Regions from separate parts of the Mus musculus genome. Here region 2 is linked to region 1. Evidence: chromatin loops called from intact Hi-C (ENCODE). Cell type or tissue: left cerebral cortex. All regions are shown on one strand.

What was found. A loop is a pair of places that touch in the nucleus more often than their neighbours do. Peaks named below come from ENCODE experiments on the same cell type or tissue, not always from the same donor. Only the 100,000 strongest peaks of a DNase experiment are listed, where the experiment ranks them.
Region 2: a loop joins it to region 1, with 1.9 times the contacts of the local background. A loop is called at or near these places in 2 of 42 quality-filtered maps.

Annotation. Positions count from the first base shown.
Region 1 is chr19:5,170,261-5,178,260 of GRCm38, reverse strand. All of the region lies in intron 1 of Pacs1 (phosphofurin acidic cluster sorting protein 1), which reads left to right. Among named protein-coding and RNA genes, the nearest start is that of Gm30840, 49 kb to the right of the region's middle. In left cerebral cortex, no CTCF peak of the experiment used is centred here; a DNase peak (open chromatin) is centred at 3,994.
Region 2 is chr19:5,248,929-5,256,928 of GRCm38, reverse strand. All of the region lies in intron 1 of Pacs1 (phosphofurin acidic cluster sorting protein 1), which reads left to right. Among named protein-coding and RNA genes, the nearest start is that of Pacs1, 20 kb to the left of the region's middle. In left cerebral cortex, no CTCF peak of the experiment used is centred here; no DNase peak of the experiment used is centred here.

The DNA of each region.
Region 1 (8,000 bases):
CTTTTTGCCTCAGGACTGCAGCCAGCTTTTGGACTTGTCACGCAGACTCCACTGGAGTGGGTGTGGCAATTGTCCATTAAAGAATGAGTAAATAAATAACTACAAATGATACTATTGGATAAGGGTTATTTTATATTATTAGGGAGAGGGTTGACTGTAGTTCTTCCTTGATAGTGATTATTAGTAGAGCCTGACCTGCTATTGTTTTTCCCCCAGTGTCTCTGCCAGCCCCAGTATTAAATTACTTTTAGGCCTGCTAGCTTATTTTCATATTGTCTGTAAGTCTGCTTATACAAAGCTAGCTGATTAAGTAGGTCTAAAATGTGTACCTCATGTGTTAGGGGCCCCATAGTAGACCTGAAGGTGCTCGTCCAGAGGGTTTTTTTTAAATGTTTATAATTATTTATTCTTTGAGAATTTCATACATGTATACAATGTATTTTTATCTTATCTAACTCTTACCTAACTCTCCTATTCCACTCCTGCTAGGCTTCCCAACACCCCCCACCCCCCCACACACACAGACCTTATCTTCTCCCCCCTCCTTCATTATAACCATTGAGTCCAATTAGTTCCACCCATATGTGCATGACGTGTCTGGGAATTTTTGTTTTCAAGGTCTTAAAATAGCTGTGGTGTGAAACCACAGGGGAGAAAGATGTCCCCCTCCACTCTGTAGTTCTTATGTGCACCCTTTGGCTGATGCTAAGACTCTTAAGGAATGAGAGGAAATCATACTTGTTTCATTAATTTCATATGTACAGTGGAAATCTTCAGAAGACAGTGATATATAAAGAAATAACCAAAGCATGATGCTTTTTACATTTCAAAAGAGTAGTTAATCTCTGAGTGAGAAAGGACAGATGAGAATCAGGATCAGGGCAGTAAACTCTAGGTTTGCCAGGAAAGATGTACTCAGTCAAGGAGTGAAGTTAGTGTGAAATGGGGGTCACTTTAGAGCTGTCGGTGCAGGCTCATGGCAGCCCTAGGTTATCAGTCTCTGGTGATGAAGGTCAGCTCTCCCAGAACAATCCTTTGTAGTTTCATGCATAGAGGCAGAAGCAAACCGCCCCCTCGGGTGAATGCAGCTTGAGGTCGTCAGTTCCCAGTTCCTAGGTTGTGCTTCCTTAACTCCTCCTGATGGATTCAGAACCCCGTATCTTCAAACAGGAAAGGCTTTCTCCTGAGTGAGGCTTTGTTAGGCATGTGTAAGGATTCTGCTGTCATTCCTATTCCTACCATTATCCCAGCAGCTCTCTATGTGTCTAGAGAAGTTCAGGTTTTACCTTGGTCCAGAATGTGTAGAAAGATCAGAGAAAAATGGAATTGTCTCTCAATAAGCAAGCAACCTGGCTATTAAAATAATTTTAAATGTGCCACTTAAAGATAGTCGAAATTTATTGCAGTCTACAGCGGGACCTCCTTTTGAAATTTTTAACTTTCTTGATGAAGAAAACCGTCTTAAATTCAAATTACTCCAGTTTCTCGTTTTATTTGTTCAGACAGTAAGGATCTGCACAGTTGGATTCTTAGGGAGGGAAGTAAGGAGAGAGAAGAGGGGCGACTAGCAAGACAAGCAGGACCACAGAGTAGCGTTTCCTGTCTCAGCTCTTCAGTCTCTGTGAAGCTGAGATATCTGCATGCCTGTGATGCTTCCAGAACTAGGAAACAGGACAGAGATGTTCATAGTTAGCTATTACAGCACTTCTTCTGAGCTTCACTGAATTAAAGATTTCATGCATGCATGGATACAGCTCATCAGTAAGATTCATCACAAAGGGAATATTAATCAGCCCACTTATGGGACTTTAGAAAAAGCACTTTAAGCTTGGGGTGGTGCTACAAGAGGGCATAACTGGTCCTTCTGGGCACTTATATGCTGTGTCCTTCTGTGTGTGTTTAGTAAAGACATGAAAACTACTTTTTAAAACCCTTTTAGCTGGGCAGTGGTGGCGCACACCTTTAATCTCAGTACTTGGGAGGCAGAGACAGGTGGATTTCTGAGTTCGAGGACAGCCTGGTCTACAGAGTGAGTTCCAGGACAGCCAGGGCTACACAGAGAAACCCTGTCTCAAAAACAAAAACAAAAACACCCTTTTAATTTCTTTCTTGATTTATTACATTCCAATTCCTGTAGTGTTAGATTTTTCAAAACCTGTTTTAATAAGGGTTCTTAAGTGCTTCAACCTCCCTTCTAGCCCACCTACCAGAGTTAGGAGAAAAGAAAGGTTAATAGGAAAGGGAGGTTGTAGACCTATTTAGAAGTAGTTCTTTGGGGTGATTCCAATCTTCATTGTCAGGATAGCAGCAGTCCAGTCTAAAACTTCAAACACAAATCCGTAGCAGCAGTCCAGTGTAGTCAGCAAACGCTGAACATAGATCAATAGAAGCGGCTCGATCCAGAAGAAACCTGGAGGCTCTGCCGTATTGGCATGAGACTGCAGAAGTGGCAGGAAGCAGCCAGAGAACCATGAGAAGTTCTTTGGCACTTTTCTCTCTACAACCTCACAACGAGTGAAGATCAGCAAAGACCAGCAAAGCATTGCAAGGTGAACCAGTGCAAGAGTGCTGCTCACTGTCTATTGTATTCTACTTGTGCTCTTTCTAACATCACACGTCCTCTCGAGTGCCTGCTTCAGCAAAACACCCTCTCACCAGACAGCTTCCAGAACAACACGACACAACTGAGTCTCCAAAGAAACCAGAAATTTCCACTTCAGATTCCCATTCTTTTCTCTTCCTTGTATTTTCAGACAAAACCACATTTCTCTTACCAGGGGGCACCTTGGGACCACAGGGAAAATTAGATGAGACCATTTTTAAAAGTGTGGATGGTAGACTGATCTGCTAGTCCTGGTGGAAGCCAAAGTGAAGCTTCCATTCCTCCCACCTTGCCACATTGCTTTTCCTAGCTTGAGATCTTATTTTCTGATTCCCTTACCTTATCGGCAGCTGCTTACATGTCTGGCACCCTTCATTTGAGACTTTGTATGCTACTGGAATGTGTAGGATTGGGGTCACTAGTGTTCACCATTTTGTAACATTTACCAGTCAGCTTTCTGTCCTCATCGTAGTCTACCTGTGGACTGCATTGACAGTTCCTCCTGTGTCTACCTGGCTGGCGGCGCTCAGTCCTCCTCAGCTGCGCAAGGATCATCTTTTCCCTGTTTGAACTCCTGGAAGATCTCAGTTGTCAGTCCTCTGCTCTGATTTCTAAATCCATAACTCCAGCCTGATGCTTTTCTTGAGCTGGAGACATCCACAGCCAGCCATCTAGTTGTCAAGATGTCTCAAACTCTGCTCCAGAACTTCCCTGTCTCCTCCTTCATCTTAAGTGGGACTACCATCATCCAGCCTGTTGCTCAAGCCAACACCTCAGACCTTTCATGACGTTTTCTTTTTTCCCAGAACCTGCATTCAGTCTATTAGCAAGACATAAGCAATCCACTAGAATATTTGTGAATTCTACTCTCTCATTCATTATCTAGGGTCTGAGACCAAACTTCGTCTCTCAATTATCAGTGTCTCCCATCATAAGCACAATCAAAGCCCCCAACTGCAGAGTCTAACTTTCACTTTTCATTTTTACATTCCTCGAGCTCCAGACATTCTTGCTTTGTTTCTCTAAACATCCCAACCTCCTTTTGTTCATATGTCACCCAGTCCTCTGGAGTTTCCCTCCCGCGTCCCTGTACAATCACTAGATAGCTTTTGCTTGGTGTTAAATGTTATGTACCATGCGTTCTGTGGTCTTCTCCAACTCAGTTTCTCTCCAGCCATACACATGGTGTTATGTTTAGAAAGAAATTGATAATTGAAATAAAACCTTAACTCATTAATTTTTTTCCTGATGGGCAGCATTGAATGTATGGCTGTACCACAGCTTTGGGGGCTGCTTCTGGTGACACTTCTATGGATTCTACTGCGCATGATGCCGGCAGCGTTGCATATAGAGTTCTCACTGTGGGAGGGCAGTGTTCTCACATTTTTATGCATGACTCTCGGCAGCCCATGATTTGATGCTATTACATGTTCGTTTTATATATGAAGACACAGAGGCAAAGGGAGGAGGCAAGGTAGCAAGCTCAGTGCCATCACGCCAGTGAGTGTGATTGCTGGAGAGTGGATGTTCATAGTTTTCTAAAATGATTTAGACAACAGTCCCATAGGCAGCATATGAGTTCCCATTGTACCACATTGTCATGCATACGTAATTCTGCCAAATTTGTATTTTGACTCCAATTTGTATCTTCCTGATTTTTAAAAAAATATTTATCAGCCATTAACATTTCCTCTTGGAAACACAAATTGTTCATGTCCTTTGCCTACTCTTAAATTGATTTGCCAGCCTTCATATTCTACATACTTTGTTAGTGTTACGCGTTTCGAATATCTTCTCCAAAGTCGTGACTGTCTTTTTTTAATTTTTTTTAAAAGATTTTATTTTATGTATGAGTGCTCTACCTGCATGTACACCTTGCATGACAGAAGAGGGCATCAGAACTCATTACAGATGGTTGTGAGCCACCATGTGGTTGCTGGGAATTGAACTCAGGATCTCTGGATGAGTAGCCAGTGTTCTTAACTGCTGAGCCATTTCTCCAGCCCCCGTCATTTCATTGATTATATGGTATTTCCTGCTAGCAGAAAATCCTAATTTTAAAGAGTTAATTTATTGTTCCCAGTATCTTGTTTTTAGAATATCTCAGAATCATAATAATATTGTCCTGGGGCTGGTGAGATGCTCAGTGGTTAAAGTTACTGTCTGCAAAGCCTGAGTTAGATCCACAGGACCCATGTGGTAAAAGAATACCAATTCTCTTCTCTGACTTCCTCTGCATGCTGTGGCACGCATGTGCATGCATTCACAATCAATTGATTAATTAAAGTATAATAAAAAGTGTAAAAGAACACAGTCCTGTATTCTAAACCTTACATTGCATGTATACGCCGAGTAGTATTCTGTGTAGTCAGTCCTGTTCCTAGTTAGGGAATCCTGCTGCTTCTCTTCCTCTCCCTCCCTCCTCTGCCTCCTCGTGATCCTCCTGCCTCTGCCACCTGAGTGCTGGGGTGAACAGGCCTGCTTCTCCACTCCTAGTCCTGACATCATCTTTTTTTGGTTTTTTTCTTTTTGGTTTTCCAAGACAGGGTTTCTCTGTATAGTCCTGGCTGTCCTGGAACTCACTTTGTAGACCAGGCTGGCCTCAAACTCAGAAATCCGCCTGCCTCTGCCTCCCGAGTGCTGGGATTAAAGGCGTGTGCCACCACTGCCTGGCTAATGAGATTCTTTTGAATTTCCCAAATAAACTTAAATACATTACCCTGAAAGCAGTGACATTTGTTTCTTTCAGTTAGTCATGCTGGCGTGAGACTGGCTCATCGTTCTTCTTTGATGATGTACAGTAAGGCTCTCTTTGAGTTTATAAAATTGGAATCTATTTCTTCCTTTAGATCCTCTGAAAAATGTATATAGGATTAGTTTTTTAATTTTTGTTTGTTTGTTTTTTAGACTGTTAGCAGAATTTGCATATGAACATCATCTGAACCTGAGGTTTTCTTTTTCAGGGGCTCTGCAGTCACTGACCAGTGTCTCTAATTGTTACTGGTGATGTTTCTATGCAAGTAGCTATAGCTTTCTTAACAATTCCTGCTACAAGTTCTTCAGCTATCTTCTATATTCATCCAATTGCAGCTTTACTTGAATAAAGTGCTTTGTGGAATTGGAACGGACGGCTTTTCCACCCTGGCCTCTTTGTTCCCGGAAATAATGTCTCTGAGACTTCATATATATGAATAAATGTTCAAGCCCTAGTCTTCAACTTGATCCTCGATCAGCTCATTACTTCTAAACTATTCTATGTCTTCCACGTGGTTAGTTACCTCCCTCAGTTTCATGTGTCTGTCTCCTCCAGCATTCAGGGTGAATCCCCCAGAATTCCTCTCTTTCTCTCTCTACCAGAACTTCCACCTCCTATTTCTGGGCCCAATTCATTGTCCACAGGCTTTTTGTCAGGTGGAACTTTCACACAGTGCACAAAGGATTCTCTCTACAGGAATAATTTAATTTTTAAAATTCTGCTTCATCTGGAGAATGTCCCTTTAAAAACGTCCGGGTTTCCAAACTTTATTAATCTGTAAGGCCTAGTATCTGCGGATCCTTGAGGAGTAGAGTGGGTAGAGTTCAGTTTTCACCTTTGGATCCTACAAGGTGGCAGGAGAGAACCGACTCCTCGAAGTTATTTTTTGACCCCCACACACTCTCTCTAACTAGTTTTAAAAAGGAGATTGAGGAGAGAGTTCAATTGGTAAAGTGATTGCAAGAGGACCTGAATTCCATCCCCAGAACCCACATTCTAAAAAGCCAGGTGGAGCCTGGCATGTGGTTCACACCTTTAATTCCAGCACTAGTCAGGGGCAAATGGCTCTCTGTGTTTGAAGCCAGCCTGATCTAAAGAGCAAGGTCTAAGAGAGTCAGGGCTACACAGAAAACTGTTTTGTGGGGGCTGTGGGGAAGGAGCCAGGTTGAGTGTCACATTCATATAATCCTAGCACTGGGGCAGTAGAGACTGGGGACTCCCTGGGACTTACTACTGACCAGCCTAGCCTATATGGCAAGTTCCAGGCTAGTGAAACACCTTATCTCAATATAAACAAATTTTAAGCAGACAATGTGTGAGGAGTTACACCTGAGGCTTTTCTCTGACTTCCACAAATGAGTGCATGCATATTACACCTCTGCACATACATGAATACATACACACAAATTAATAAATTAATATGATATCCTGGTACAGTGATGCACACCTATGATCCCATCATTCAGGAAACAGGCACAGGGAGGCAAGAATATTGCCATGAGATCGAGACCAGCCTGATCTATGTACTAAGGGATTTTTTATTTTTTGCTTTGTTTTATTTTCTTTTATAAAATAAAGTAATAACAGCAAGCAAGTTTATTGGAACCACTGTAGATGTATAACAAAATTCTGATATGTAATTTTTTTTATTTATATGAGTACTTTGTAGCTATCTTCAGACATACCAGAAGAGGATATCAAATTCCATTACAGATGGTTGTGAGCCATGTGGTTGCTGGGAATTGAACCCAGGATCTCTGGCAGAGCAGTCAGTGCTCTTAACTGCTGAGCCATCTCTCCAGCCCCATAGTCTAAAATTTAAAGCTATTTTTACTAAATGTATACTGGTCTTGAATTAACTCCTGGTGAATTGATAATTCAGTTCTCATAATGCTATCTTGCCAGAATTATATAGCCATACCTAATCTTTCTGTAGTGACATTTTGGAATTTTGGTTTCTTTTAAAAACACAGAAATATTATAAGAATATATTTTCACTTTAATCCCAGGTATGAGATACGGGGATGCTTCATCTAAGTATGATTTGCCTCATGCTCTAGGAAGGGTTGATTTTGCCAGGTGCAGATAATTTCTGTCATTGTATGACAGTTGGAATTCTGGGGACTTTTCAGAGGGCATATAAATGCTAGAGCCTCAAGAGGTGAGTCAGTTGCTAAGTAGTTGTCCACAAAGAAGAAACTAGATATCCTGACAGCAAAGATCAAACTTGTCCCAAGGAACTCAGTGTCCCTAATCAACAGGAAGTAGTCTAGTGATAACGTCATCCACTTTCCAGCCCCTGACTTTATTCAGGGATCTCTTTCCATTTCTCTCTGGCCTTTTATCTCTCTTATCTAGTGTTTGGGGGTTGAAAGGGTGGAAGAAAAGGGATGGGGAAGGGTGGAAGAGAGTAAAACCCACAAAGTAGCAAAAAGATCAGCTACAGCTTTCTTTTGATATTTATATATCTGGCATACATGTCCAGTCTTCTGTTTTAGTCTGTCTCTTAGAGCATATGGAAGGGCTTCAGGTATTTTGTTGCTTTGGTTTTGAGACAGTGCCTGACTGTGTAACTCTGGCTGGCCTGGAGCATGCTGTATAAACTAGGCTGGCCTTGAATTCAGAAGACCACCACAGTTCAGC
Region 2 (8,000 bases), 79 kb before region 1:
TCTTCTCTTCTCTTCTCTTCTCTTCTCTTCTCTTCTCTTCTCTTCTCTCTCTTCTCCTTCTCCTTCTCCTTCTCCTTCTCCTTCTCCTTCTCCTTCTCCTTCTCCTTCTCCTTCTCCTTCTCCTTCTCCTTCTCCTCTCCTTCTCCTTCTCCTCTCCTTCTCTCCTCTCCTTCTCCTTCTCTCCTCTCCTCTCCTCTCCTCTCCTCTCCTCTCCTCTCCTCTCCTCTCCTCTCCTCTCCTCTCCTCTCCTCCTCTCCTCTCCTCCTCTTCTCTTTTCTCCTCTTCTCTCTCTCTCTCTCTCTCTTTCTTTCTTTCTTACAGAGAAGGTGTGTGCTATTATACCTGGCTTTAATTTTTTCCTTTAAGAGCACCAGACTTGGGTTAATGAGATGGCTTAGTGGGTAAGAGCACCCGACTGCTCTTCCGAAGGTCCGAAGTTCAAATCCCAGCAACCACATGGTGGCTCACAACCATCCGTAATGAGATCTGATGCCCACTTCTGGTGTGTTTGAAGACAGCTACAGTGTACTTACATATAATAAACAAACAAACAAACAAACAAACAAACAAATCTATCTTAAAAAAAAAAAAAGAAAAAAAAAGGAGCACCAGACTTTACCATTTTGCTTGGAAATCTGTGACCCTGTTATCTTGCTGCTCATTTTTAAGGATGTCTAAAGCAGACTAACCTTTCCTTGAGAGTGGATCATTTTGACTAACTGGGTTTTTCAGGACAGAGGAGCTTGCTGAATAATGACTGTGCATAGTGCATAACTATTCATGTTCATGTATTTGCTTTTGATTCTTGTCAGTACAATCTCTTTCTCCATTGCTTTTTATATGCCATTAAACAGTTAATTGAAAAATGTTAATAATGAGGGCTGAGGCTCTGGGGTAAAGTGTTACCAGGCATGTACAATGCCTGGGACTAGTCCCCAGCACTCAAACAAAACAAAGCAAAACAAAAACAAAAACAAAAAAACACAAGTAAACCAACCCCCCCCCCCCAAAAAAAAAAAGCAGATAGGAAGGAAGGACAGATTTTGAAGTTTTGACTAAGGACTGCTGGCGGTATAGCCTGAGAGTATGAGATTCAAGGCTGGGTATTTAAGAACAGTGAATAGTTTGTTTACCTCCTGGTCCAGGTTGTGCTCCAGAGAAATGGGAATTATAGAAAGTGTCTAATCTTTTGTAATCTTAGGAATCTAAAAGTACTACACTGGAGGTCATTTAGAGATAGAAATGCATGCTGTGAGTTAGCTGTGTTTGTGTTTGAGCATCGTTTGCTTGGTTATATTAGCCTTGGTTACCCCATTCCCCCTTTTTCTCATGGGAAGTTAAGGTGAGGATACTCCCTACCCACTATTACTGTGTTACAAGGAGAAAAAAATGTAGCATGTATATAAGGTGTTTGGGCTTCTATATCCATTGATGTTGTCACCTTCTCATCTTTGGGAATGTCAGTGATCTATGCTCATGAAGGGGTGGGATGTGTCCTCAGTTGATCTGACTGACAAGCTGCCATTGACATTGTCTTCACAAGCATGTTTTCATTTAGTCCTTGGATTTGTCATGGACAGTGAAATTTGATAGTGAAGTAGCCATAGATCTACTTTTAATAAAATGATCGTCTCAAAATTAAATTACATAACAAGTTGCTGCAGTATTTTGTCATCTCTGCTGTGTACCACTTTTGCTGTGGATGAAAACCAAGGTCTACTGGGAATATAACTCTTGTGGCTATTAATGGATTTAATTGTATTTCCTCTCTGCCACCAAGATGTGCAGTAAAGTTGTTTATGTCCTTTCCTTTAACAGAGAGAATTGCTTATTAAGTACATGCAATATCATAATCACTTTGTTTTTTATCACTGAAGAGTCCTAATGCTTTCTTTTAAATATATATAATAAAGAAAAATATTAACATTTGAAGTTTTGTCCATTAATCCTTGAATGACTTTTCCTTCCATGGAGAATAAAGAAAGGATTATCTCATTGGGGAACAGGCTCATCTCGTGGGACTGTAAATGGGAAAGGACTTGTAAGCCTAAGGTGAGGCATAAGACCGGCTTGGTTGTTTGAGAACAGGGAAAGGTGGTATATTTACTTAGTGTCCCCGTGTCCCGACTCCAGGGACCACTGATGAATGGACACCATGGCCCTGAATGAGGCTTCGTCTTTTTGAAATGCATTTAAGAAAATATTTTAAGAATAATTTTAAGATTATAGTCTCAGTCTCTCTCTCTCTCTCTCTCTCTCTCTTTCTCTCTCTCTCTCGCTTGCTGTATTTTCTCACTCAGGTTTTTCTTCTTATGTATCTGAAGAAAAAGTCAGTAGCAATCTCATTTAAGTGACATTCTAGAAATGGTTTGACTTTAAATTTTGATTTCTCATTTGGCTGTTCCTGGCTGAATAGATTTTGATAAGTCTCCTAGTCTACCTACCTCTTCTTAGTGCCGTCTTTTAATGAAAAGACACATCAAGCAAATGCTCTGTACCACTTACTGTTGTAGATACTGGACAGAATGGTGAATAAAACAGAAAAATCCCAGCCTCTAGGGACAGGTGTGCATCAGACAGTAAACAAGTGACAGGGTAGGAAGAGAGGCTGAGCGGGAAGGAGGACAGCAGTGCAGTGTAGAGGAGGAGGTTGACCTGTCTGTACGGTGGTGTGGGGAGGTGGACAGAGAATCCCCTCAGCTCACTGGCTAGCCGCCTAGCTGACTTGGTAAGACCCACAGCCCAGTGAGAGGGCCTGACTAAAAATAAAAACAGTCAAACAAGGTACTCGGCGCTTGAGAAACAACACCTAGGGTTTTCCTCTAGTCACACAAATAAGATAGTCCAGAAAACCTGAGAGCTCAGCAAGCCAGGTGAAGCACGCGATTATATGAGCCATGCCAAGTAAAATTTTTGGGAGGAGCCTGCCTGGTAGAGGGGACAAGAGGTGTTGATAGGTACCAGCAATATCCAGGAGGCCAGTGTGGCTGGAGCCACATAAATAAGGGGGAAAACTATAGAAAGTAAAATCAGAGAAGTTAAGGGACAGGTTGGGGGTGGGGGAGGACACATACAGGTGTATACATCATTTGTTTTGCAGTGTTGGAGAGAGACACAGCAGGTGCTCTACCACGGACACAACAGAATTTATTGGTCATTGCATAACTCTTGGTTTGACCTTGAGTCATTTGAGTTAGAGCTAGAAAAGATGCATTATGATTCCTTGGGCCTCAGCAGAACCACTGGCCTCACTCCCCAGGAGAAAAGGGCAGGGCAGGTGGGGTCGCTGTGCTAGGCGGCTGTGAGGATGGAGGTGGAAGCAGGTGGGAACTCAGAAGCTGAGGATCCTGAGTACATTCTCCTCCCAGATTTGGGGTATGACAGAGCAAAAAGATTCAACAATACCTTCAGCATCTCATCTGACTGCATTGTATCTGCTTTCTGTTTTCATTTGAAGTCACTCTTTCGCATCTATTGCTCTTACTGCCATCGTGAAAACAGTATCTATAATAGGAGTCTTCAGAGCAGTTTTGGAATTTGTTTCCACTTTTACTAGGCTATAGAGTAACTGGTAGCTTAGCTCTTGATGTGTTAAAGATCTACTTAACATTACTCCTGTGTTAGGCCATAATGTAGCCACTGAAGCAGTTCAGTCTCAGCAGCTCTGGCTACGCTGCTGTGTGGTCTGTGCTCACTCTGATCTGGATTTGTTAGATGCTTTTGAAGAGGTGATTTTGTGCAGAATTCATTGATAATAGCAGCTTCAATTCTTTGTTACCTACCTAGGGAAACTGAAGATTCAAAAACATGTTGGTTTTTGTAAAAATCATGAGTTTGCTGTAGCATACTTTCTGTTTGACCAAGGGTCTCAGTGAGGAGGAATCCTGCTGCAGAGTGATCTAATTTGTGTAGTCTTGAAGGTGGAGCTATTTTTGAAATAGAACAGAAAAATAATGGGGCCCTTTGCTCCTGCATGCCAAACTGTATCTCACTGACTTAAAAGGAGAGGGACTCAGATCTTGCACTCTGCGTTTCTGTTTCCTTTACTGTGTCTAGAGTCAGTGTATGATATGTGTCCCTAGGTAAGGAATGGCTGCTGGGTTCTTTACATTCTTTTTCTTAAAAAATAATTAATTAATTACTTTCCTTTTTTACACCCCACATTTTATTTTCCCCAACCCTCCTCCAGTCCACCCTCTGACTGTTCCACACCACTCCCCACTCCCCTTTCTCCACGTGGATGTTCCCACCCCACCACTCCACCTGACCTCTAAACTCCCTGGGCCTCCAGACTCTTGAGGGTTAGGTGCACCATCTCTGAATGAACACAGACCCAGCAGTCCTCTACTGTATGTGTTGGGGGCCTCATATCAGCTGGTGTATGGTACCTGTTTGGTGGTCCAGTGTTTGAAAGATCTTAGGGGGTGTGTGTGGGGGGGTCCAGATTAATTGAGATTGCTGGTCTTCCTCAATCTCAGGCTCGCCCTCTCCTCAGCTTCTTTCAGTCTTCCCTAATTCAACAACAGGGGTCAGCTGCTTCTGTCCATTCGTTGGGTGCAGCTATCTGCCTCTGACTCTTCTGGAGTTTGGTCATACTGGGCCCCTGTTTGTGAGCGCTCCATAGCCTCAGTAATAGTGTCAGCCCTTGGGACCTTCCCGTGAGCTGGATCCCACTGTGGCCTGGTGCTGGACCATTTTTATCCTCAAGCTCCTCTCCATTTCCATTCCTGCAGTTCTTTCAGACAGGAACAATTATGGGTCAGAGTTTTAACTGTGGGATGGCAACTCCATCCTGCATTTGATGTCCTGTCTTTCTGCTGGAGGTGGGCTCTATAACTTCCCTCTCCCCACTGTAGGGCATTTCATCTAAGGTCCCTTTGAGTCCTGAGAGTCTCTCACCTCCCAAGTCTCTGGTGCATTCTGGAGGGTCCCCCCAACCTCCTATCTACAGAGGTTGCCTGTTTCCATTTTTTCTGCTGGCCCTCAGGGCTTCAGTCCTTTTCCCTCACTCAATACCAGATCAGGTTCCCCCCACCGCCAACTTGTGGTTGCTTTCTTCTCCTTCTCAAGTGGGACTGAGGCATCCTCACTTGAGCACCTTGGCTTGTTGACCTTTTTGAGTTCTGGGGACTGTATCTTGAGTCCATGCATATCCTTTTGGGTCTGAGTTACCTCACTCAGGATGATATTTTCTTGTTCTATCAATTTTTCTGCAAAACTCCAAATGTCCTCATTCTTAATAGCTGAGTAGTATTCCATTGTGTTAATGAACCACATTTTTTGTATCCATCCTCCTGTCATGAGACATCTGGGTTGTTTCCAGCTTCTGGCTATTACAAATGAAGCCGCTATGAACATAGTGGAACAGGTGCCCCTGTGACATGGTGGGGCATCTTTTGGGTATATTCCCAAGAGTGGTATAGCTGGGTCTTCAGGTAGATCTATTTGCAATTTTCTGAGGAACCTCTAGACTGATTTCCAGAGTGGTTGTACCAGTTTGCAATCCCACCAGCAATGGAGGAGTGTTCCTCTTTCTCCATATCCTCTCCAACATGTGTTGTCACCTATGGTTTTGATCTTAGCCATTCTGATTGGTGAAAGGTGGAATCTCAGGGTCGTTTTGATTTAATCACTAAACTTTGAACATTTCTTTAGGTAACTGTATTTACTCTACTTAGAATTTAAATGTGAGTAGTTGAAAGGGTAGTTACTAAGTTCTGGGTTTAGAATTCTTGAGTTCTCTTTAGAGTTCCTGTGATAAGCTGTGATTTATTTTTTCTTTCTATTTGTTGAGAGATAAAATCTCACTCATTCTGTAGTCCTGACTGTTTCCAGCCTCTGGAGTTCTGGGATTACAGGTATGAACTACATTCCCAGCTTAGACTGGTGGTTTATAACTGTTTGTTTGTTTGTTTGTTTAATTCATTCAGTCTATATGGTCCCTTTTCTATTCTGAAATGAAATGCTTAGATAGTAAAATTTACTGGCACATCTGCATTGTCTTCACAGCAATACAGAGGAAACAAAAGGTGTGTCTTTCTTAGGAGACAAATGTAAATAAGTACACTCTGCATTAGGAACCATAGCTATTGTGTGCCAGCGGGAACATGTAGCTTTATCTTTGTGGACATGACATCTATGAATAGAGATTCATTTAGGTGTGTTGCTTTGGTGATTCATGATATGTGGCAGTGCTACTGGAATATGATTTCCCAAAATAGTTAATAAATCTTTTTGAGTTTTGAATAGAGTGAAATCTCTCCTGTGTTCATGGAGTTTACATTCATGGAATATTTACTCTATGCTGAATGGTTAAAGAAGCAAACATGTTTGTGTTGAGACTTAGATAATTGCAAACTACTTTTTACTGACATATATGTGAGTGAGTCTAAAGGCTGATTTATTATAAAGAAGGCTTATTTTATAATTGATAAAAGTACAATTTGGAATTCTTTCACATGCAAAGATTTACGTCTATGCTCTATAACTAATTTAAAAAAAATCAAACAAAAAACTTTACTGAAAGTGTCATATGTACTCAGAAAAGTATACAATTTAGTAAGTTCAATTTAGTGAGCTTTTATAAACTGAACATACATCTCGAGCACCCACATGGAGAAGCTGAGCATGCCTAATGTCGGAATGTCACCATTTCTCTCCTAGTCACAGCTTCTGCCACCAGGAAAGCAGTAGCCCAGCTTCTGACGGGATGAAGCAGTGCTGCTTTAGTGTGTGCTCTTGTGTTTGGGAGCCTTTTGCATACTAGTCGCAGTTCATTTCTTCTTGCTGCATAGTATTTCACTGAATGGTATATGTTCATATGCATCTCATGGCATGGATTCTGTGCTCTCTTAGTTATTCTGCTGATGTTAGCTGTGTGGGACATTTCCAGTCTGGGGTTATTTTGAATGTTGGTAGATCTATGTACTCATTTCTCTTGAATATGAAATTCTGGGTCACAGGAAACATATGTGTTCATATTCATACCATACGATAGCCTCTGTTGCTGTCCATCTGCACTAACAGTTGGTGTTTGCCACTCCCCTCACCCCTTAAGTCATTCTGCTAGGGGCAAAGATGGTTTGTCCTGTGGTTTTAGTTTACATTTCCCCTTTCCTTTTGTTGATCATCAGGATCACTGTGATATTATCCTTCATGGATGATTTGATTGGGTCAGTTTCCTTTTGTGGGGAGCCGTTTTTCTTTTCTTTTCTTTTTGCAATTTATATGTGAGATTCATATCAGTAAATTCTCACCCCACAAAATATCTACACAGTTTACTCAGAGCCAATTGATATTGATATAAATTGCCCACCTAGATAAGACAAATTGTCCTGTAATTATCCATCCCTTATAAGATTTTCATGGCTACCTGTGACTGTTTAAAGCCACACGGAGTCTGGATTGTTTTTCTCTTCCTCCATCTTCCTTCCTCTGGAGCTGTGCTTTCTTTTCCTTTTTTCTTTTTTTTAAGGTTTATTTTTATTTATTATTATATCTAAGTGCACTGTAGCTGTCTTCAGACACTCCAGAAGAGGGCATCAGATCCCATTACAGATGGTTGTGATCCACCATGTGGTTGCTGGGAATTGAACTCAGGACCTCTGGAAGGTGCTCTTAACCACTGAGCCATCTCTCCAGGGAGTGGTGTGTGTGTGTGTGTGTGTGTGTGTGTGTGTGTTTCTCTCTCTCTCTCTCTCTCTCTCTCTCTCTCTCTCTTGTGTTTTTTTGTTCTTTTTTTTTGAGACAGGGTTTCTCTGTGTAGCCCTGGCTGTCCTGGAACTCACTCTGTAGATCAGGCTGGTCTAGAACTCAGAAATCCGCCTGCCTCTGCCTCCCGAGTACTGGGACTAAAGGCGTGCGCCACCATGCCCGGCTCGGAGCTGTGTTTCTTATTTACTTTAGGATTTCATTCTTTTTGTTGTAATAACTCAATGAGTCCTATTAGTACTGCCTTTATTTGTGTGTATGTGTGGCCATCCACTGGAGCTTGGACAACC